Linked DNA regions of Mus musculus: regions 2 and 3 are each linked to region 1. The links are chromatin loops, found by intact Hi-C in ENCODE. Cell type or tissue: gastrocnemius. All regions are shown on one strand.

Evidence for each region. A loop is a pair of places that touch in the nucleus more often than their neighbours do. Peaks named below come from ENCODE experiments on the same cell type or tissue, not always from the same donor. Only the 100,000 strongest peaks of a DNase experiment are listed, where the experiment ranks them.
Region 2: it touches region 1 in a loop (2.8-fold over the local background); 4 of 42 quality-filtered maps call a loop at or near these places.
Region 3: a loop joins it to region 1, with 3 times the contacts of the local background. A loop is called at or near these places in 2 of 42 quality-filtered maps.

What each region holds. Positions count from the first base shown.
Region 1 is chr1:60,857,154-60,865,153 of GRCm38, forward strand. It overlaps Gm38137 (a long non-coding RNA gene), which reads left to right and starts at 6,672. Exons shown (of 3, transcript XR_865466.1): 1 at 6,672-6,839. In gastrocnemius, a CTCF peak has its summit at 3,674 (motif pointing left); DNase peaks (open chromatin) are centred at 3,619, 3,954, 4,396 and 6,006; H3K4me3 peaks cover 1,390 bases; H3K27ac peaks cover 6,857 bases.
Region 2 is chr1:60,498,149-60,506,148 of GRCm38, forward strand. Raph1 (Ras association (RalGDS/AF-6) and pleckstrin homology domains 1) reads right to left here. Exons shown (of 14, transcript NM_001045513.3): 5 at 5,370-5,447; 6 at 4,677-4,836; 7 at 3,608-3,729; 8 at 2,407-2,472; 9 at 1,332-1,475; 10 at 276-386. Among named protein-coding and RNA genes, the nearest start is that of Raph1, 65 kb to the right of the region's middle. In gastrocnemius, no CTCF peak of the experiment used is centred here; no DNase peak of the experiment used is centred here; H3K27ac peaks cover 426 bases.
Region 3 is chr1:60,775,908-60,783,907 of GRCm38, forward strand. It overlaps 2310016D23Rik (a long non-coding RNA gene), which reads left to right and starts at 2,554. Exons shown (of 3, transcript XR_865459.1): 1 at 2,554-3,009. In gastrocnemius, a CTCF peak has its summit at 3,024; no DNase peak of the experiment used is centred here; H3K4me3 peaks cover 1,350 bases; H3K27ac peaks cover 2,553 bases.

The DNA of each region.
Region 1 (8,000 bases):
GTTGTATATAACTTTGTCTCAGCCTTAACTTGTTTCACAAAGTTCAACTTTATAGACACACCACAATTTAACACATTCTTTAGTAATTTTTTTTTCCTCTGAGACAAACTGTCATGTTGCCCAGGCTGGCCTCAGAGTCTTTTTGTAGCCAAGCATGAGCTTGGTTCCCTGATCCTCCTGTCTTTATTTTCCCATTGTTGAATTATAGATAAATACCACCACATCCCAGAAACATGTTCCTTCAAATATTATTTTCTGAGGTTTTCTTTTTTTTTAAGATTTATTTTTATTTTCTATGCATAAGTGCTGGCATATGCTTGGGTACCACGTGTGTGCCAGTTACCTCAAGAGGCCGGAAGAGGGCGTTGAATCCCTTGGAACAGAAGTTATAGATAGTTGTGTGCTGCCTTGTGGGTTCTGCTCCCAGCACCTGGGTAGCTTGTCAGTGTATGCCCTTGTTCTTTTGTTATAAACCATAGCCGATAATACCTATCAACATGTTCGAAAGGATGCTCATGCAATACAGCTTCCCTGGAAGGAGGGTGGAGTAGTAAGATAGTGAGATTTTGCTGAAGAAGCTTGCTCTGGAGCTGACGTGATCCTGGGTGTGGACACGCCAGGAAGTCGTTGGCAGGGTAGAGTAGAGGTGAAGGTCAAGGAGGAAGAGGAAGTCAGCTGAGCTGTGGGGTGGAGGATCGATCACCCCCACAACACAAAGGCATCTGTCTGTTTATCTCCTCCCCGTGTTCATTTAACTCTGACCTGGGTTAAGAAGTCCACTGTCTTCCCCTGGATGTATCAGGGAGCTGGAGAGAACACTTCCATGTCTCTCCCTCCTGGGAATAACAGACTCTTCACACTTGAGCTAGCTGATGAAGCTCATCTATCAACATGGTTGCCCCAGGGGACAGGAAATGGTGTCTCCATGTTTTAGAATTGCATCTGTGGCAGAAGCGCAGGCTGGGAGGTTTACTCAGCTCTTTAGCTCCGAATAAATTTCAATTAGTCTGATGGCTAAGTCCTCTGTTTCCTGACATGTCAACCCTACTCTGGTACTGCACCCCTTCCATGACAAAACCAGTAGATACAATAAACACGGGGGCTGATGCGGTGAGCTGATAGGATCTGTGTATCCCAGTAGGCATTTGGGATAAAATCAGACAGGAGCCTTTTCTCTCAAAGACTCCAAGAAGCGTTCCACAAAAGCCACAGCAGCTCGCCGACTTCTCCAGTCCCTCAGCTTCTTCTCTTCCTACCATCTGGTTTTCTGTACACCAGATAAATGTGTCTCTCATCCTCAATTTTCAAGGAACTCTTCCAGAATCTCTTCTCCTCTCCTGGAAACCAGGGGAGCTTATATCACTTTAGACAACTTAAAGTCATGTAGCTACCGCTGCCTTCAGGGGCTATGGGAGAAAACATTTTCCTCCTGGACACAATGTTACTCCAATAAATCAAGGCTATGTTGGTAAAGAAAAAGAAGAAAATGGATATATCTTAGGTAACTGAAAATCTTTAAAGAAAAAGTCCTAGATACTTTGGGTTTTTTTAAAACTATTTTTTTATTGTGGTACAATATGACATAAATGTTATTCTTTTAGCCATTTTATGTGCAGCGTTCATTGACATTAAATACGTTAACAGTGTGAGTAACGGTCACCACTACTGCTTGAAGAACCTCTGTTGCAAATGGTACCTCTGTGCCTATTATACAACAGTGTCCAGTTTCCTTTCTCTCAGATACTCTTCACTTCTATTCCTGCCTCTATGAATTTATCACCTTCTACCAGGACCAGGACACCCGCTACATTTCCCATGTCTACTTTATTTTACCACATCTAGAGTTTGCTAATTCTACTCTTGTTGAAGTACACATCAAAACTTCATTCCTTTTATCGCAGGAATTTGCATTCTGATACACGGACCAAAAAAAAAAAAAAAAAGCATCAAAAAAATGTCCTCGGTTGCTAGACACTTTGATTGTTTCCTGTTTGGGACTATTGTGCATAGGATGCTAGAAATATTAACATATAAGTAAACTTTCTGTTTTAATCTACTTGAGGAATGAGTGCATACTATGGACTGGAGTTACTGGGCCGGGTGGTAATTTTATTTTTAACTCCTGAGTAGCTGCCAAGTGCACTCTACATTTTATGTTTTATCTAGTGTTTACAGGCATGCTTTGATATAACACTGAGGCTCTGGAGTACGCTGCTGTGTTTGGAGCCATCCATGGTCCTCTCAGTTAGTGAAGCTGCTCCCATACTGTCTAGCAGATTCCCTTTGAAGATGCTGGGGTTATTATGATGAAACTGCTCCCATTGTCAACCTGTGAAACATAGATGGGAGGCTAAGCCAGCATCGTATCCCAGCCTTCTCTCAGTAGTGAAATCTGGGCTAATTCTCTTGGAACCTTCCTTGTGTGCTTGTGGGTAACCTGATCACGTGTGCACTGGATTCTTTTGGCCAGTCCGGACTTGTGAAGATCCACAGGAGATTTCAGGCAGGAGCTAAAGCCCAGGCTCACCTTCAAGCCAGCCTGTCACCATTTGGACAGGCAGAGAAGGTAAAGTTAGTTCTTTCTATGTCACACTGCTGGTTCGATAGGTGAAAGCATAGTTGCTAAGGGTGTAATACCTCAGGACAGGTGACTGGAACACAAATCCTAGGACTCGATGTGACTTTTGTCAAAATCATTTAGCTTCTCTGTGCCTTCATTTCCTCACATATAAATTGGGGGTTAATACCAACAATTTACTTCACAAGTGTGTTAGGGCCACACCAAGCTTGTCATGGTGCCCCTGCAATGACGTCCGGGCTCTGTAGACATTCTGTATGTGGAGCAGAGTTGGTAGTGTTGACAGTAGCATGATGCAAGCTCTTGACACTGCACCAGTTAATAATGTGTCATAGCTGTAACTCTGAAGACTAGAGCCAAAGGGCACGTGTGTGGTTCAGTGGCAGAGTGCTTACCTAGCATTTGTGAGTCCCTGGGTTTGAACTCTAGCAGAAAACAGGCACCAAACCTAAACCAAAACAGCAGACTCAAAATAAAGAAGGAGTCATGGATAGACATGGTCAGATGGGTTGAAAAATCCCTGGATTTTACCTTTGGCCTAGCATCACAAGGCTGGAACACACTGAACCCGTGTTGCCTTCTCCCTCACCTACAGATTGCACACTTCTATCTGGTTCTATCAAGCATCTTGTGCTGAGGTAAAGGTCAGGCTTGAAAAACTATTACCACCAGGGCAAACTTAACTGTATAGATAGATCATGGTTTGGTGCTTATGGCTAAATCTGAGCCAAAGCTGAGGGAGACAGTGGACAACATGGAGAAGCTCAAGGACAAGGACATACACAAAGAAGGGGAGGCAGGGTCTTTTGAGGAACACTTAAAGCAGGTACTGTCACTGGAGATGGAGTGGGATGAACTGCAGCTTTGTCTGAGGACTTGGGCACACTCTCATCAACGACAGAAGGGGCTTCTTAATATGGTAAACTACAAGGTCTCTTCTGCGACTATATGGCTGTTGAGAAACAGAAACTGCAGTACCAGTCTGGTGGTTGTAGCAAAGATGGATGGTCCTGAAAATCCCACCCTGACACAGCAAATTTAGATGTGGCTGATTCAATGTGGGTGGGAACTAGACATTTGTGGAGCAGTCAATGACTGCCATCTATTGGTCAGTGTGCTTCATTGCAAATGTAAGAATAGATTGTGAGAACCTATTGTCAATTTTTATCAATTAGCGCTCTCTCTCTCTCTCTCTCTCTCTCTCTCTCTCTCTCTCTCTCTTTATCTCTCCCAGTTGGGCCAACTAAAGCTGTTTCTTACTGCTTTGTAGATGCAACCATTTTTGTGAGTATCAATAGTCATATCTTTGGAATGAAATGGGAGGGGGTGTGCATTGCACAGTGATGTCATTGCACGAGGAGACGCAGATCTTGGATCCCAGTTGTTAATGTGTTTGTAATAGCCAAGAAATTCTTCCCCTGACATTACATGACCCAGGCATCATTGAAAAGCCCAGGGAAGCTTGCAGTTTCCCACGGCTCACTGGAAAGTGGGGTAGAGGCTGGAGGGACCGCTGCTTTCTATTGTTCCGATGATATTTTTAGCATCTGCAGAGGAAGGAAAGGCACCAAACAGAGGGAAATTCAGGGAGCCTTTGAGGGGAGATGAAATGGGTTTTAAGTGAAATGAGAGTCGTAAGGGATGGAGAAGACCATCCACCCTGTATGCTCCATGTCTGCAGTTCAAGAGGGATTCATAGAAATATAAATGGGCAGAGAATAATTGAGAAAATGCTCTGTATTCTTAGCCACCAGGGAAATGCAAAATAAAGTGACACTGAGGTCCATCTCTCTCCTGTCACCAAGGAAACAACAAATGCCGACACGAAGAAAGGGTGGCAGAAGGGAGTCCTTCTTTATGCCTGATGAGACTGGAGAACGGTGCAGTGCCTGTGAAAATCAGTGTGGAGGTTCCCAGAAAGCCACACCTAAGGATACAATTACCATATGCTTTAGCTACACCACTCCAGGCTACACAATTGAGTCTAAGTCAGCATACCACCGGGATCCTTGCACGTCCATGTTTATCTATACCCTATTCTCAATGATCAAGAAGCCAGCTAAGATGTTCATTAATGATAAACATGGTGATATATATGATATGTGATATATGATATATATGATATGCATCATTTATATACAATGAAGTTTTATTCAATCATAGTGAAGAATGTTTGTTTCATTTTCAGGAAGATGTATCGATTGTACATCATGCAAGGGGAAGTGAGCCACTCAGAAGACAAATGCCTTATGGTTTCTCTCATATGGCTAATATATAATATACATTCATATATATGCATGTATATATGACACACAAAAGCAGGGAGAACTTATTTGTGAGTGCAGAAAGGAAAGTGTCAGGGCTGGAGGTAAGGGAAGGCGGTGGAAGGGGAGACTGAGCAAAATACAACGGCTTACCCATGAAAATATCGTAAGGCAGCCTATTATTTTGTACATAAAAATGAGTGAAAGAGAGGTTCATTCAGAAAGGCCACACAGGGCTGAAGGTATAGCTCATCTATTAAAGGTTAAGGCCTATAACCAAATCTTCAAAAAAGGCCACATGTTTGGGATCATATCTGTGTTCCCAATATCCAGTAAGAGGCACCTGGAAGGGCCACAGAGGTAAAGCATCAGTGCAGCGGACACCGTCTGTCTTTGGAGAGTGGGGGCTAAAGGTTACTGACAGCATCTAATTATCAACCTGAGCTAGGGACTGTTTGGGGATGTAGAATATAATGGGTAACCAGCACAGTAATAGGGGTGAGCTGCTGGGCCCTGCTATTATCCCTGAGCAGGTGAAAGCTAGCATTCTTCATGAGCTGTCTTTCCTCCTATTATCCCTGGGTAGGAGAAAGATAGCATTCTTCATGAGCTGTCTTTCCTCCAGCCCTGTAAGTGGTGACCAGAACAGTGCCTGCAGAGAGGCCTCTGTTGGAGCATAAGCCCATAAACCCAGGAAGTGGAGGAGGGGACGCTGTCCATTCACAGAGAAAATCTATTTCCCAGATTGGAGGGGAGGACTGGAAAAATTAATTAGGTCATAGTCTTTGAGAATTGTTTTTAAAACTGAGAATGAGGGACGGGAAAGATATTCCAAGAAATCGGTTGGGCTGCAGCTTAGGGCAAGTTGGAAAGATAAATTCAGGAAAGTTGGGTGTTAGGGCTGGAGCAGAATCTACAAATGGTACGTGAAGAAAGGCCTGGGACTCAGGGTCCGTGCTGTTCCAGGATTGCTCGGCACAGCGGCTGAGCTGTCGAGGGTCATGTGGCTTTGCAGTTAGCGTCAACATGGTCCTGGAAAAATGTTCACAGAGTCTTGCTGATGAATAGTGCCTCACACATCCCTTGTGAGTGCCCGGTCAGCGTTTTTAGAGGTTCGTGAGAGCAGTGCTTCTGGCCATCAGCAGGAAGCACCTGGCTTTGCAAAGCTGGGGCAGAAATAGGAGCTGGAGTTTATATGCCACATGCTGGCTTGGACATTTGTTTGCCGAGTGGTCACGTGCACTCTAGAGTGACCAAGGAAAGAGGAGGAGGATAGATCTTCACAGCTGTACCATGGTAATATGAGTTTCCCGGAGGCTGAGGTTCAGGAGTAAGAAGGCGAAAGGATATGTCCTTGTGCGGGAGGATACTCTCCTCAGTAAGAGCTGCTGAGGGGGCAGGGCTAGAGGGATGGCTTAGCCAGGAAGAGTGGTTCTTTTGCTCAGCACAGGCATCGGGCAATTCACAACCACCTTAGCATCAGCTGTGGGGAAACTGAAGCCTGTTTAAAGCCTCTGTGGGTATCTGCACTCACACACTTGGTCTCTCTCTCTCTCCCTCTCTCTCTCTCTCTCTCTGTCTCTCTCTCTCTCTCTTTCTCTCTCTCTCTCTCACACACACACACACACACACACACTTCCTTTTTTACTATTAAAAGCAAAAGAACTGTTCTGTCTTAGGTTGGGCCATTTGATTGAGTGATAGAGGATTTGCCTAGCTAATAAGGTTCTGGGTTTAGTTCCCATGGGGGAGAAGCTGCTGAAGGCATACCTCTAGCTCTGTAGCAGCTTGTGCTCTCATGTTAATTATGTTCCCCCTAAACCTGTTTTTAGTGTCCCACATGTAGGCTAAAGGAAGCTTGCCCACACCCCCAGATGGATCTGATTGGGAAATAAAGTTGCCAGTGACCAATGGCTGGGCAGGGAGACAGGAGTGGGCGAGAAAGAATCCACCATGAGAAGGACATAGGATGGACCACGCTGGGAAGGAGCAGAAGGGTGAGACAGCAGAAATGTAAGGGGAAAGCGGGCCCAAGAAAGGCTGCCCAGAAGGAAACAGGGCAGCAAAGATAAAATATAGATTTAGTAAGTATTAATTCAGGAATATCAGAGGGCAGTGTGTTAGCCACGTGGAGGTTCAGGAGTGCCCCAACCATTGAGCTGGCTAAGGCATATTAAAAATAAGCTGGTGTGTGTGTGTGTGTGTGTGTGTGTGTGTGTGTGTGTAGACCTGCTGGAAGCTTAGAGCCATTTAACAATTTACCGCTGCATAGACCTAGCTAAAAACCTTTGCATCTTGTCCTTTTTTTGACAAGAGAAAAATCTTGGGCTGACACTTAGTAACCAGTTTTGAGTGAACACATAGGATTTCTTATATCTCATGAGGAAAACCTTTTCCTGGCAGAAGAAGGTCATGCTATAAAACACTTAATCTTGCTTTATGACGTATCTTTTCTATGAGTCAACTCTGAGATGTTGACTAAAGCTGTAAAGAAGAGTTTGTCTGGTAGGAGACAGTCCATTCTCAGGCTCCCCACCGCACAGCCACATATGTGTACAGCCACGTCCCTTCTATCTGGAACCCTGTCTACTCAGAATGATCGAGGATAATGTTCTTTCCATCTCTATCATTCTGTAACTTTATGATTTAGTGACTGTGGGCAGCTATGTAAGGAAACAAATGGAGGCATCCCGTTTGTTATGAATATGAAGTGTGTGCTTATGCTCCTATATGTTTGCATTTAGAGATGAGGGATTTGGGAAGACAGAGGTAAAGAAGGCCATTAGTGTGGTGGCCAAACTAGTAGGGTTGCTGTTTGAGAAAAGGCATGGCAAGTGTTTTTCTGTATCAACACACAGAGCTTTGAAAGGCCACCAAGGACACAGTGAGAAGGTGGCTATAATCCAAGATGAAACCCCACTGGATAGACCATCTTGGTCTTCCAGGTATGTGAACATGTGTGTGTTAAGTCACCAACCCTGTGGGACTGGAAAAGGAAGTCTGAATGGACTAAATATACCTCTTCCTCCCTCAGGGTAACTATGATTTAATAGCTTTTAGGAGAGTGTATTTAGCTTTGTCTCCCATTGACAAAGGGATTTAAAAAAATGAACTGGATCCTGGAAAATGAGGCATGCTACTGCTTCGGAAATTTTGGA
Region 2 (8,000 bases), 360 kb before region 1:
AACAACAAAAAAATACATGTCTCGCTGTAAAGTTTTTTTCAAGACAGGGAGGGTCTGGCTTCACATTCCTGATCCTCTCTCCTTCCTGAGTGCTAGGATTTTTGGTGTAAGCTATCAGACCAAACTTTACTCTTTCCCTTGTTCTCCCTGGTACTACAGATGAAGCTAAAATGCTAGGGTTACCCCTAGTCATCCTATCCTTTTCCAAAGACACAGAATAACCTGGTGAAGATCCAAACGTCAAGTAACCTCCATTAATATCAATTAGAATTTACCTTTAATGCCAGGCAGCAGTCTGTGGGTGCTTTGTATTTGTTCCGATAGTCCTGTCCATAGTATACATTTACATGATCCAGCTGGAGAAAGCACACTAGATCCCGAGATACCTAAGAAAAAACACCCCAAAGATTACCATAATAGGGCAAATAAGCAAGTATCTTACCAGCAAGTAAGAGTTTTTATTTTAATTGAGAATCAAATCTTTATTAGGTACAAAGTAAGATTAGATTTTTCTACAGTCTACAATGTAACCAAAAGAGCAGTCCATTTTGCTTGTTATCTATTACTGATTTGTTTAAAAATGTGGGTACTTTATAAAGATCCTGTACATAGTATACATATCACGTATAATAACTAGGTAACAGGTAACAGGAGAATAGCAGCACTCTTAGGAAAGAACAAGAAGCTGACCGGGTATAAAGCAAACCTCAAGTACAATGATTCTCCTCTGGGAGTTACCTCAGCAGTCAGAGGCAACAATAGTTTATAGGACTAGGATGATACTGTAAATTTTTAGAATAGCTCTGAACCCAAAACAAGCACAAATGACAGCTTGTTCTTCAGAAAAAGCACACTGCACACGATTGAAGTAGACATGATCCTAGAAAGCCATTTGCCCTAACTAAAATACAGACTCTGGCAAGACCTCTCCTTGCCTCAAATAACAAAACTACGTTTAGCTGGATGTGGTTGGTCATGCAGACCTGTAACCCCAGCACTTGGAACTTGGGAGAGGGGGAATCAAGAGGACCAAAAGTTCAAGGTCATCCCAAGATTGAGTGAGTTTGAGGCCTCACTACATGAGTAAGATCCTCTTTTAGCAACAACAACAACAACAACAACAATCTACATAGGGAAAATGGTAGAGAATTGAGATGAACCTGACTAACGATCAGAGAAATGAACAGTTTTTAGCTTCCTCTTCTTTGCAACAGACTAATAAATGAAACCATCTTCCGTGTGTCTTAATACAGGTAAAATAGTATTTTTGTTACAAAGTAAAAGCAGCTAGCACAATGTGGGAAGTGAGGAAGGAGAGAGACGGGACAAACCTTTGCTTTTCCTTTGGGGACATAGTAGATACCAGATGCTCGCAAGAGAAAATAACGCTTTTTCCAGGACTTCTTGCCATCATCTTTTAACCAAAGGACTCCTTCAATTTCTGGGACAGTTACAGAACTTCCACAAAAACATTCCTTATTAAAAAAAATCATTTGGAAATATTTATGATTCTTATATTTTCAGAAAATGAATTATCTATTCCTGTGAGATACCCAACACTAAGCAAAGCAAAATGGTTTTGTATTAAAACCACACTAGCTTTCTGAAAGAATTGTCTATTATAAACACAGTGTAAGTTTACTTTAGAATTACTGTGGCAATCCTGGAGTGTTAATAATACCAGTGTGGGTCACGGGCTGTGCTAGCAGGAGGACCTCACAGGTTGAATCCCTCCACCCACATATGAAGCTGGTGTGGCTTGCTGCACACAGGGCATCAGGTAGATGAGAGAAGAGGACCCAGGCATTCTCCTCTAGCTGTGTCTGCAGATATGGATGTGCAATCCTGCATGTTCATGTTTAAACACAACATACACTAGAACACACAAAATGTCATGACTATAATAGAAAGTATTTTCCAATGAACTCAGCTAAGCTGTATGTACTACTGCCATTTCTTCTTTTCTCTGTGTTTGTGGTATGTGTACTGTGCACATGCACATGTGTGAAAGCTAACGGCTGATGTCAGGTGTCTTCCTCAGTTGCCTTCCACCTTATTTTTGAGACATGATCTCTCACTGGAGCTCAGTGGCTAGGCTGGCTGGTTAGTGAGCTCCAGAGAAGTGACTGGCTTTTATGTAGGTGGCAGGGGCTATAAACTCAGGTCCTCATGCTTGCCCGGCACATACTACTGACAGACCTGTCTCCTGCCCACTATAAAAGCTGATATGGCCAGAATAGTCCCAATTCTCTTCCTCCTATCTTGCAATCCCTAAAAGGCATTGCTCTTTTAAATGCACTGGACTGACTATTGTTTAGCAAAAAGATTAGTTGGTAAGAGGTTTGTTAGGAGCTCATAGGTACACACAAAACATTGAGAGCTGACTTCAGGAGTGGAGAGTCATACCTCTAACAGCACTTCTTTGTTTCTGTCTGCCATTTCAGCTGTTTCCTTTTTCCCTAGAAGATAATTCTAAAAAGACAATGAAATGAAAATTAAAGGATAAACTCATTCTGCTATTCCCTTAGAGTAAATGCACACATCATTTGCTCCAGACCAGTAACCATTATGAGTTTAGTTTTTGCCAGTCTGTAGTGAGGAGAGTACTCCTCCAAAAAGCTCCCTCTGAAGAGTATCATCATTAAAATGTTTTGTATCCACTTCCATCTTGCCCAAAACACTTGCTATGAAATATTCCATAGAATGCCCTCCTTCACATCCTGAGGTGACAATATATGCAACAATAAGTATTTTGAAATATTTAACTAGTTACATAAAAATACCTCAAAGCATTATAAATTACGTAGAAGTAATAAGGAACAATTTCCTGAGATATGCTAAGCCAGCACAGTTCTATGCTGGACTGAGCAGGGTGTTCCAGGTGATGATATTCTGAACATTCTCATTTGCTTAGTTTAATTAAAATCTGAACAGTAATCATTAGTATAATTATTCTTTTAGTCTCCTAAGTATATGCTCTTCATTAAAGAATTGCCATTAAGTCTGAAGAATACAGACTGACTGTCCAACGCTACTGCAGTTTTTCTCATTGCTGCTTTTTGTTGCAGAGTTTTTGCTGTTTCTGACCTAGTGGAGAGGAAGTGGACAAACAGGAGAGGCAGGGGGATGGGAAAGGTGGAGGAGAAGACAACAAATAAGAATAGAGTATGTCTGGAAACACTATAATGAAACACATTACTTTATATGCTTATTTTAAAAAGGCACAGGGATGGTGAAGTACTAACCCAAACAATATGTTGGCATAATAAAGATGGCAAGTAAGCAAAGGTATTATGCAAACCAGCAAAGAAATTAAAATAAAGAATTAGCTATATAAAACCCCTGGGCTGCTTTGGTGAGATGAGAACCTCAGATGTTAATGAACTGCTGGGTTCAACGAGCTCTGGACTTACACAGAAGAAACCTAGCAACCCCCTGAATTATTTTTATTTTTACCAAAGTTTACTCCCATGTGGGGCTGGGAACCTTTCTGAGGCCCAACACCTGGTCCCCAAACACACAAGGGTTTGCAGCTATAACGGCCAATCACGTGGCTGTCAGGCTTTTAACTCTACTGACTCAGCACTCATAAGTTACGCAATCTTACCTGGGGGTTTTTAAAAAGTGCATATTTTTCTATACGCTCCATAAATATAAGCTTATTTTGGCTGTCTCTTGTCCAATTAAGAAGATTTTCAACCAAGTTTTCATGGTCTTCAAAGATTCTTTCTGTCCCAAAATCAAATACCAGCCTTTTGTTAGTATTCATCCAAATGACATGAAAGGCAAGATAACACACATTAGAGTTACAGAATCTTTGTGAGTGTAGAGATCAGAGGTTGACGACTGATATTGTCTTCATCTGCTTTCCACATTTCATTTTAAAACAGCCTCTCACTGAACAGGAAGACCACCAGTTCAGCGCACTGGCTGGCTAGCAATAGCAAGCTCCACCATCCTCTGTCTGTCTCCCCAGTGCTGGAATAATAGATGCATGTTTCTGTGACTGGCTTTTTTCTTTAAACATGGGTTCATGGTGGTGGTGGTGGTAGTTTGTGTCAGACTAAAATACACATAAACACACACACATGAAGTAGTACAGAACATACGTTAAAAATATTCTTTGAAATTTGTTGATGTGCTTTGTTTGTCCTTAAAGCCTTCTGTGCAAACACTAGGAAGTAACAGTATTGGGCCGGAGGGACAGCACCAAGAACTCCTGCTGTTCTTATAGAGGACCCAGGTTCAGTTCTCAGCACTGTCATCTGGCGACTCACAACCACTTGTCTCCAGTGCCTGAGGATCTGACACTCTCTTCTGGTACATGACACATACACATACATGCAGATACATAAAACAAATGAAAATGTAAACATCTTTAATAACAGTTTTTAGTAAATTTATTTATGCAACTCTTATTCCAAAGATAAAGCATCTGTTATTAAAAAATTTGCCTTAACCATTTAAACAATATGAAGTGAATTGGAATTCATCTTCTATTCAAAGAACTCTCCAGATAGACTAGGAAAAACATAAAAAAGCCAGATTTTAAAAAGATAAGGTGACTGATAATTTTATAGAAAAAAAGCACAGATGTCTCAAAATGTTTTCTGTGACTATGAAGGTTCAGGGTTACACAGATGCTGATAAACAATTACGGAAGTGGCATTACTAACCCATTTGTAACTCGGAAATGGTTTCCACCAGCGACCAGTCTAAACTGTAGCCACAGTGAGATTTGTCCATCAGGTTATCCAGCACTTGTCTCACTGTCTGTCTCTCATCCACCATCATTGTCTTAGAACTGTCATCAGACATGTGGACCCTGATTACCAGCTGTAACAGGGAAAATGCAATTACATGGTAGCTTAAAAAATGGTATTCTAGAAAAGTATTTTTCAAATATTAAATAGCATTCTGATTCACGTTTTGAACATAAATTAAGAACTATTATGACTACTCTGACACTACTACTACAGGTAAAATCTGAATATTAAGAAACCTACCTAAGTAAGTTTTAAGCCCTTTAAAATATGATTATTATGCTAAGATGATTCAGTCTTACTGATTTTTGTTTGTTTTGAAAGTAGCAAGAAATCTTTATAGTATCAGGTGGTAATACAGATCAGAAATGCTGTAAGCAGTGGGTCTTGAGTTAAGCATTCCAGGACCTGCCTAGAAGCAAAGGCTTTCTTAAAGCATGTCACATACAAAACCCACACTGGAAAGACATTAGGAAGAATACAGTTTTACCTTTCTATAAATTAGAGAAACATTATATCTAAACAAGGAAATTCTTCATAAAGCAAAACAGGACAAAAAAAAAAAAAAGATAAATATTTCAAACCCAGCCAAGAGCCACAAGTCACCTTTTTCACTTGAGCCTCTTTAATTTTCTCCAGAGCAACTCGGATCTTCTCAGCTTTCAGTTTTGCTGCCTGTTCTTCCTGCAAATGCAAAGCACTTCAGATAAACTGCTGCTCAGAGGGTAAGGACAGCGAAGACTTCCTCCTCGGGGCTACTGAACTGAATTTCATTAAGAACATAATGTTGCACATGTATATAAAGCACAATTTTAAAATGGCCCGTTCACAGAATGAAATAGGCCTGCTATAAGAAGAGAGCAGAGGTTCAGCAATAAGATTAGCTTCCATATTCCAGAGAAAAAGAAAGAAACCTGCGATGTGGTAAATTAACTTTGATTCTGTCAACATCAAGCAGCCAACTTCCAAGCTCTGGGCTTGGGAAAGGCTGCGGGTGAGCCTCTCCTGCTGCCTATTTGCTATGCTCACACAGCGCTCAACGCAGACTCCCTCCAGAGTCTATGCAAGACTTCTGTACAGTTTTGTTACATTGGAAATTTAAGATCTTCGGAAAAATATATACAGCAAAACCAATCTACTTAGTTGTAATAATATAAAGCCCTTAACAAAAAGCATATGTACAAATATTAATTCTTACCAATATGCTAATACAAACAAGAGGCTGCCTTATATTTTAAGTTTTATTGATTTGGAAAATCATGCAACACAATCATGTCAATAAATTCAAATTATTAACCCATCAGTAAGTTGTTTTTTTAAATGCTAAATATAACTTTGCAAACAACACAATTGTAAGTAATTCTACTTCAGAAAACCTGATTATAAACGATAATAAAACTTATAAAGATCTAAAAGCATTGTTCACTTTCTAATAGCATACAGTATTCAACACTAGTACTTACTGGTACGTTCCAGAAATAGGCCATAATAAACAGTATAGCTGTAATTTCCAGTTTAAAAAAATCATGTAAATAAACTTCTGTTTATAAAGAATTATTTTCTGTTTCTGAGTACAAAACATTAAAATATCTATATAATTGCCACCTTCTACAATCTTTTAATACTGTTCCTTTAAAAAACAAAAACAAAGGAAAACCGAATTATATCAGCCATATTTTATCCTCTCTGGATTGTGCTTGAAATGCCACAGTCCATGTGTTAGTCTTCATAAAAAGCTAACACTTCCAGAGTAGGGAAAAAAGTTAAATTAAATGCATTTACTGATTTTTTCCCCCCTACTCACCAAAATTCTGATAGCTTTCTTCTTTTTCCATTTCCTACTATGCTGTCTCTCCTTGCAAGCTTAAGTTACTGTCCCATGGACTAAAGAAACAGGGACCAGGGGAGCTTATGTGCCAGAAATTGGATCCCTTTCAATGAATGGAGCCACTGAATTAACTGACTGACCAAGGCCTGGAAACACTATCTGTAAACCTAATAGTCAAAGAACAAAGAAGTTTATTTTAATAATGAAAGGGATTAATACTTAGTTCTTGTGCTACTATAGATATATTCCTCTGACTAAAAGACCCAGTTCTTTCCTTTAAACAAATAAATAGATTACACTTTACTGTAAGATTTATCTTTTGAAAAAAGGTTATAAGAAACTAGTATTACTAAAACTGTTTCTAGACTGGAGTCTTCTAGAACTGAGAAACAAGATCATTATTAAGTCAGTCAAACATAATACATAATTTTGGTGAACATAGTAAAGCTCTATAGAGGAACTTGAAATACTTTAAATAATCTAGGAACTGACTTCATAAAAAAATCATTAGAAAGCATTCACCATTGACACATACTTATATTGGAATGAATAACTGCTACAAAGAAAGAAAATTTACCAATCTATTCTCTTACACATTTTATCTATATCTCTGAAAAGTAGATTTAAAGTCTATCGGGGAGAAAGCATTGGAATCAATGCTTTATATATTTGAAAAATAAATTTGAACTTCTAAAAGTAAAATATTTAGAAATATATTTGCCATTATTTTATTTTATGTGTACATATATTTGGCCTGCATATATGTACATGCACCGCATGTGTGTGGTGCCTGCAGTGTTCAGAGGATACTGGGTTCCTTGGAACTGGAATTACAAATGATTGTAAGTCACTATGTGAGTACTGGGAATAGAACCTGGGTTCTCTGGAACTGCAGCAACTCTTAACCACTGAGCTCTCTCTTCAGGAAAACATGAAAAGATGGTCAATAGTCCTTATCACCCAGAAAATGCAAGTTAAATGAACAAGATCCTATACATTTTCTATGCCCCAAATCCAACACACCAGCAACCAATGCTGGTGACGATGTAGAACTGTTGCTCACTGCTAGTGAAAAAAATGCAAAAAAAGTTCAGCCACTTTGGAAGACAATTTGGCTGATTCTCACAGAAGTCTATGGACCACTGCCACATGGTCTGGTAGTCATGCTTTTAGGAGCTCACTCAAATCAGCTGCAATCTTCTGTCTACAAAAACCTGCACATGGATGCTTATAGATGATATATTCAGAATTACCCAAACTTGGAAGCAACAAAGATTTCCTCTAGTAAGTGAATAGATAAATTACAGTGCATCCTGGCAATTAAATATTATTCAGCACTAAAAAGAAATGAGCTATTAAGCAACAAATGGGCACAGTGGGCCCATGTATTAATAAGTAAAAGAATTCAA
Region 3 (8,000 bases), 81 kb before region 1:
TTAGTGCACTTTGTAGGAGATTCAGTCCAGGGCTCCATCTAGGCAAACAACTGAGCTGCATCCCCAGCCCAGGGTAGTTTCCTTTTCAGTGGGAAGAGCCATGTGTGTATATATCTTTGTGTATGTGTGTGTGTGCATGTGTGTGTGTGCATAAGCACATGTGTATGCATGTACATGCTGATGTTGGATATTTTCTCTATCATTCTGCACTGTACTTTTTGAGACAGACTTTCTCACTGAATGTAGGACTCATGCCAGTGAGCTGCAGTAAGCTCCTGCCTCCACCTTCCCAGCTCTAGTACGTCAGGTGAGCCCCTTAAAGCCTGACTCTTTACGTGACTGCTTGGAATGGATCCAAACTTAGATCTTTATGCGACAGGTCCCTTACTGACTGAGCCACCTCCCTAGACCCACATTCCTATTTAAGCAGTATCTTTTGTCATCTCTCGTTATATCTGGAACAGAGATGATAGATAGTTGAGACAAATCAAAGAAACTCCTGGGTTCATTGCAACAGAAATCTGACCCCCACAGTAAAAGGCAGCTACAGATGGTCTGGGAACCACCTTAGAAACCTGCTGATGGTGTGCTCTGTGTTCTCCTCAACTGAGCCTCCATTGATGTGCTGGCAGTGGTACTCAGGATCTTGGGTTTTGAGAAATACATCTGAGAGATTGGACCTCCTTATGTTTTCCCATCTGACATTCTGAAAGTAGGGTGTGTGTGTGGTTTTTGTTTTTGTTTTTGTTTTTTTTTTGAATCATAGGTTTATGGTTCTTAAAACTGTAGACTACTGTCCAGAGCAGTATGTGAAACACTAGCTTAAGTGCCTTTTGCTCATTTCAGGGTTGACATTGGACCCAATGCTTGAAACTACTTGCATTGAAAGTCTGTGTGTCCAAGAATATGTCAGACTTTCTGAGCTGACCTCACTCTTGGGGCAAAATCAAGGATCAGAATGTGTGCTTCCCAAAGGCCATGCCCTATGCCATTTGCCCACTTAAACTCTGCGAAAGGATTGGAAAGGCTACAAACTCAAGGGGATAAAAAGTTGTAAAGGATAGCCTGGATTTCACTCATACTTCATTATGTAAAGGCATCTCAATGACAGATAATCTCCTTTGTCTCCAAAGGGCAAGCTGTGAACTGGGTGGAAATGTCAGTTGAGACAGAAGAGCAGCAAACAGCTCTGTTTTCCTATAGTTGTGGTTTTGCATGGTGACGATGACACATGAAGATGAGAACAGGTAGCATGAACTCCAGTCATTATCTGAGTGAACATCTCTGCCAACGCTGAAGGATATGTGTGGGTGTCACCTGCAAGCACAGAGATGGGGAGGGAGGGAGGGAGGGAGAGAGGGAGGAAGGGAGGGAGGGAGGGGGAGGGAAGAAGAGAGAGAGATGAACAAAAGGTTTATTTATGAAGTTTACATTTGATTTCCTTTCCCTTGATAACTTCCTCATCTGAGTTTAGTGTCTAGACTAAATTGATGTACATTTGGTGACTGAGGAAGAGGGTCAGAAAGGTGGGTTTGAATTAGCATCAGCAAAGTTAGCCAGATTCATACAGACTTTTTTTTTCAATTTCTTATGCACACACTGAGCATTCGATACGTTGGCATCCAAAGTGAGGGTTTTTGCTAACGTCTGGGAACCAGTGATATAGATGATATGAAGCAAGACTAGCTGGAGGTTGTCATGGGGATGCTTTTTCATTCCAAACAGGGTGCAACTCATGTTTCATTTGCTTTGTGCCTCTCTGTCCTGTCTTCTTCTTCATTCATCCAACAACATTTTGATGACCGTCTTCCCAGCTCTGAAAAGCGGACTGGGTACAGGAGAAACGATAGAGCAACGCTGTTGTCCTTATCTCTGCGTGGACCAATCAGAGTGTATTTTACAACCCTTCACCTCCTTCTATTCACCTTAAGGCACCTACTTAGTCCTGACTGTAGAACTTAGACATTGTGTATCTACTGTTACTCTGGTGACTGTATAGTTTCTTGTAGCTACTGCAGTCTGTCACTGTAGACAAACAACTGAGATTAGCTGTATTTCAGCAAGCTTTTACTTATGGATATTGGTATTTGATTCTCCTTTAATTTTCTTGCCAGATATTGTGATTCCTCTGATTGCTGCACCATCACCCTAGCCGTATGTACACATACAATCCATTCTTCAGCTCATGGCCTGTGCAGTGTCAGACAGTGGCTAGACTTGGCCTGTAGGCCGCAGTTTGCTGACCTCTGAGACAGAACCAAGGCACCACTTTTAAGCTTTGAGCTTGTCTTTGAACGCCAGACACCATCTAGAAGGGATCAGTCTGGGTGCATGTAAAGACCTCTTGGGAGTGTGAGTGTCCAAGTAACTTTATTTAAAAAAAAAAAAAAAGGCAAGGATTTGCAGAGAATGAGGGAGAGACTTTATCCAAGAGAGAGCTATCCTGGGGAGGAGAAACAGGAAACTAAAAGCAAAGGGGACGAGAATTTCAAGATGACAGCATCCTCGGGAAATTAGTGCTAAAAGCCCAATGATTACTGTTACATTTTCTTTGCTCTTTTCCCTCTCGTCCAACCATCAAATCCATGCAATCTCCAAGGAAACAAAATAAATTTTTATTCACAGTGGGGGTGGGGGGGTATGGCCCGTGTCCAAGGTAATGAAAAAGACGAATTACCCTGCAAATCCTTCCAAATGGACCACACTCAGCTCCAGTGTGGAGTGGGTGGAGCAGAGACCAGAAGCAGCTGTCTCAGGACTGGCCTCCTACCACTTTCCATGACTTTTTCAAATCTAAATTTAGCTACTATTTATAGGTGACCAGGAGAGCACACCCTCACCCGCACCCGCAACCCCTGCTGCTGCCCACTGGAAGGGCAAACTAAAGCTTGGCATTTCACAGGTAGGCGTGAAAGTCAGCTTTATACAGATCATAGACACTGACCCGGCCTTTGTCATCCCTTATCGCTGCTCCACCCTGTTTGTCTACAGCTGCTGGTTACACCCAAGGTACAAATAGTTCTTTCTGGAAACAGCCTGTGGGGGCACTCTGAGCCATACACTCATTCATTCTATCTGGGCATTTTAGAAATAGGGTAAGATTTAGCTTCATTTGTGCAGCCAAGAATAGGAAATTGCTCCCCAAAAGGTCAGATGCCTAAGATTTAATATGCAAGCAGCCTGTAATACCTAAGATTTAATATGCAAGCAGCCTGTAATACCTAAGATTTAATATGCAAACAGCCTGTAATACCAGGAGCAGGCACACCTCTCTCAGAATGGTGTATCCTGCAAAGCCAGGATACACTAATGTGTTCAAGTTACAGTCTGGGTGAACAGCCTTAGGACCTCCAAGACTTTTCTTATATAGTGTGTAGGACTGCTGTGTAGGTTATTCACTCAGTTCCTTCCCAGGGCCTCTACAGAGGCCATAAGAAAGACTTAAATCTGCTCAGCCTCCTCTTGAAGCTGTGACAGGAGAGTACTTATCTTGTGGAGCCTACTTCGATCTTTCTGCCGCTTGGTTACTAGCTTTATAGGGAGAGACATATTCTCAGTCTCAAAAGGAAGCAACCTAGGATGAAAACCACTGAGAACAAAACAGGAAGAGAGGTCCCAGCTCCTACAAGCACCTCTCTCCTGTTTGTTTGTTTGTTTGTTTTAACCTTCATTGCCCCTCAAATCTGGCCTCTTTCAGTAGGTTGTTTGTTTCGTGAATTAAGGTTAGTAATGCAAAAGTAAACTTCCAGGTTTAGAGCTCAGGGGGAAATTATGACTTATTGTGCCCCGTAGAATACTAAGTTTGGGGCTAATTCTTGTCTTTGCCCTTGAACCTTCTGGTGGGACAACGGCAGATTGTCTCTAGTTTCTACTCACTACTATATGAAAGGATTAGACAAAGGGACTTCTGTGTAGATGTCTTGTACTTTTTATATCCCACATTACAACTGTTTTATTTTTTCATATTATAGCTTTTATATACATGTGTATTTTTTGAGGTTTTTGTCAGCTGGGAATATTTGAAAAAGCCTACAATTTCTTGTACACATTATCTCCACTAGTTAAAAATTATGTGTCACTTTTTCTTAAATAAATAGTGAAATACTTGTGGATTTAAGGTAGAAATATTTATTTATATGGGCTTTCTTGTGTGAATTTAATTTGAAAATCACCTTCATGTAATAGCATGAAAAATTTCATTGTTTTTTTAAAGATAGACATTTCTCTAATAATAATAATAATAATAATAATAATAATAATACTTGATAGTATAAATCTAGTGATTTCTGAATTCTTCATAGTATATTAAATCTTGAGTATAATATATTGGTGCTTAAAACCTTTTAACTGAGTGAACAAACAGGTGGATAGGTAAATATACAACCTTTTATCTGAAAAACACACAAAAACTGTTTTGTCTTTTGATAAATTAGATGAACTAGGTACTATTAAAAGGTTTGGGAAATTTGAAAACTACTGATAAAATTTACAAGTTTTTTTTTTTTTTTTTTTTTTTGGTTTTTCGAGACAGGGTTTCTCTGTGTAGCCCTGGCTGTCCTGGAACTCACTTTGTAGACCAGGCTGGCCTCGAACTCAGAAATCTGCCTGCCTCTGCCTCCCGAGTGCTGGGATAAAAGGCGTGTGCCACCACCGCCCGGTTAGCAATTTACAAGGTTTTAAAAATGTCAAAGTGCATTTTATTACCATGCCTCTTACACTCAAATCAAAAACTGTGTCCTCTCGCTTGGCAACACACAGAACTCTGTATTATTTTCCCACTTATGCTTTCCAGGAAATCCAAAGAGTGGATAACGGTAGGCATACGCTAGAGTGATGGTAACCCTCTCATCCAGGATTGGCTGACACGTGACACAATTCTAACCAATAAGGCCGTGAGTGTGCACCAAAGCTCCCCTGGGAAAGTTTCTCTTTGTTCTTAAAAGACATTTGGAAATAAAGAATGCCTTTTTTGAATCTTAGATTGCTGTGTCTTCAAGGGGATTTTGCACAATGAGCAGGATTGGCCCGATGGTCAGAGCAGGCTGAGGCCAGGAGAGGAGGGCAGAGAAAGCAGCCGAACCTTGAGGGAACTGAGCAGAAGGCCGAGCAACCCTGAAAGTGTCTGTCTTCAGCTTCTTGACATGGCTGACAACAAATAGCTTTATTATTGAAGACATTTCAGGTGGATTTTCTTATTACATGAAGAAGTATAATCTTCCTGTTCTCCCGAAGGTCCTGAGTTCAAATCCCAGCAACCACATTGTGGCTCACAACCATCCAAAATGATTTCTGACACCCTCTTCTGGTGTGTCTTAAGACACAGTGTACTTACATATAATAATAAATAAATTAAAAGAAAAAGATTCAGAGAAATATAACCGTCCTAATTAATATCTTCATAATGACTGATTATATATATATGTTTATATGCATATATATAATCCTAATTAACTTCATGTTGACTGATTACATATATAATATATAATGTTATCTATAATCTATGAACATATATTCATAAATTTCACATTGTTTGGAGAAATAAAGAACTCAACACTACCTTACCCTCTTGGTATGCTCAGTTATTAGTCTCTGACAACTTGAAGAACTAGATGTTATCAGTATATTGGTAACAATGTCCTTACCTCAGAAGAGATGACATTTGGGTTACTGGCTTCTTTGAAACATTGGCTCCTGAGGTTCTGTAAGTTAGAAAAGAACAGAAGATTCAAGCACTCATTCGCATTTTCTCCTCTTAAAACTTACCACCATCGCTGCTTTCCTAAATTAGCATAACCCCTAACTGTCTTCTAATACATTTAGAATGTACTCCTCTCATCAAGGAAACTGCTTTTTGAACTGAAAAACCACAACAAATCAAAAGGCAGAGCTGTGGAGCTCGGTACCAACTGACACATCAACAATACTACTCCTCCACCTGAGGCTCAGGGATCAGGGGCTGAGCGGAAGAGGGGCTGGAAAGAAGGCCAGAGAGTTTGCTGTGAGGTTGTGTCTCTTAAGAACGTCAGAGGCTACACCCACAATGTTTCACCAAACTGACTGCCTAAAACTGAGCTGAGCAAGGACAACATGGAAAGGCATGCTGATGTGGATGGTGGTGGTTTGAGGAACCCATGAGGCCTCAACCCTACACAAAGAACTCCAGGCAGCTAAGGAACAACACTGAGAGTGGGGGAAATAGTCTCCTCAGGGAGGAACAAATCCAATACCAAATGGTTAGCCCTGAAAGCATACACATAGAAGCAATAGTATACAGACTGATGGGTTGTATTTATGTATTTAGGAACACACACACACACACACACACACACACACACACCAATAATGAATGAAAAAGAGAGGCCATGAATCTGAAAGAGAGTAAGGAGAAATACATGAGAGGATTTTGATGGAGAAAAGAGGAGGGGGAAATGCAGTAAATATATTATAAATTAAAAATAGTTAAATAAAAATCCTTTCTCCTCTTTCTCTTTTTGTATGAATTGGTGATGAGAATGTTCTAGAAGGAATCTGGGAAAAGTAGAGTTTTGTTTTGATATCAACAGGAGATGTGAAAAATAGGGCTGTTGCACTACTTCACAGAGTCCTCTGAAAACACAAAGCACAGAATCAGGCTGAGTCTTCTATGCCAGTGGTCTCGTTCTCCTGCTGCACTCCTTAATTCAAAATACTCTTAATATGGTGCATTTAAAAATTCAATATATGCTTATATTAAAAAATATATTTAAAATGCTATTACACATTTAGATCAGTGGCTTATTTCTTTGGGTGTAGTACCACATCTTGTCATTTTAAAAAAATTATTTATTATTGTTGTGTGAGGGGTTTGTGTGTGTTGTGGCACATATGTAGATGTCAGAAGACAGCTTTATGGGGTTGATTCTCTTTTTCCACCTTTATATGAATTTTGAACTCAGGTCATCAGGCTTCATGGCAAACACTTTTTTATAATTTATTTTTTTAATTAGGTATTTTCTTAATTTACATTTCAAATGCTATCCTAGAAGTCCCCCCAGACCCTCACCCCGCAAACTCCCCTACCCACCCACTCCCACTTCTTGGCCCTGGCATTACCCCGTACTGAGGCATATAAAGTTTGCAAGACCAAGGGGCCTCTCCTCCCAATGATGGCCAACTAGGCCATCTTCGGCTACATATGCAGCTAGAGACACGAGCTCTGGGGGTACTGGTTAGTTTATATTGTTGTTCCACCAATAGGGTTGCAGACCCCTTTAGCTCCTTGGATGCTTCCTCTAGCTCCTCCATTGGGGGCCCTGTGATCCATCCAATAGCTGACTATGAGCATCCTTTTGTGTTTGCCAGGCACAGGCATAGCCTCACAAGAGACAGCTATATCAGGGTTCTTTCAGCAAAAACTTGCTGGTGTATGCAATGGTGTCAGCTTTTGGAGGCAGATTATTGGATGGATCCCCAGGTATAGAAGTCTCTAGATGGCTCATCCTTTCATCTCAGCTCCAAACTTTGTCTCTGTAACTCCTTCCATGGGTGTTTTGTTCCCAATTCTAAGAAGGGGCACAGTGTCCACACTTTGGTCTTCGTTCTTCTTGAGTTTCATGTGTTTTGCAAATTGTATCTTATATCTTGGGTATCCTAAGTTTCTGGGCTAATATCCACTTATCAGTGAGTACATATCACGTGAGTTCCTTTGTGATTGGGTTACCTCACTCAGGATGAAGCCCCCAGGTCCATCCATTTGCCTAGGAATTTCATAAATTCATTCTTTTTAATAGCTGAGTAGTACTCCATTGTGTAAATGTACCACATTTTCTGTATCCATTCCTCTGTTGAGGGACATCTGGGTTCTTTCCAGCTTCTGGCTATTATAAATAAGGCTGCTATGAACATAGTGGAGCATGTGTCCTTACCAGTTGGAACATCTTCTGGATATATGCCCAGGAAAGGTATTGCTGAGTCCTCAGGTGGGACTATGTCCAATTTTCTGAGGAACTGCCAGACTGATT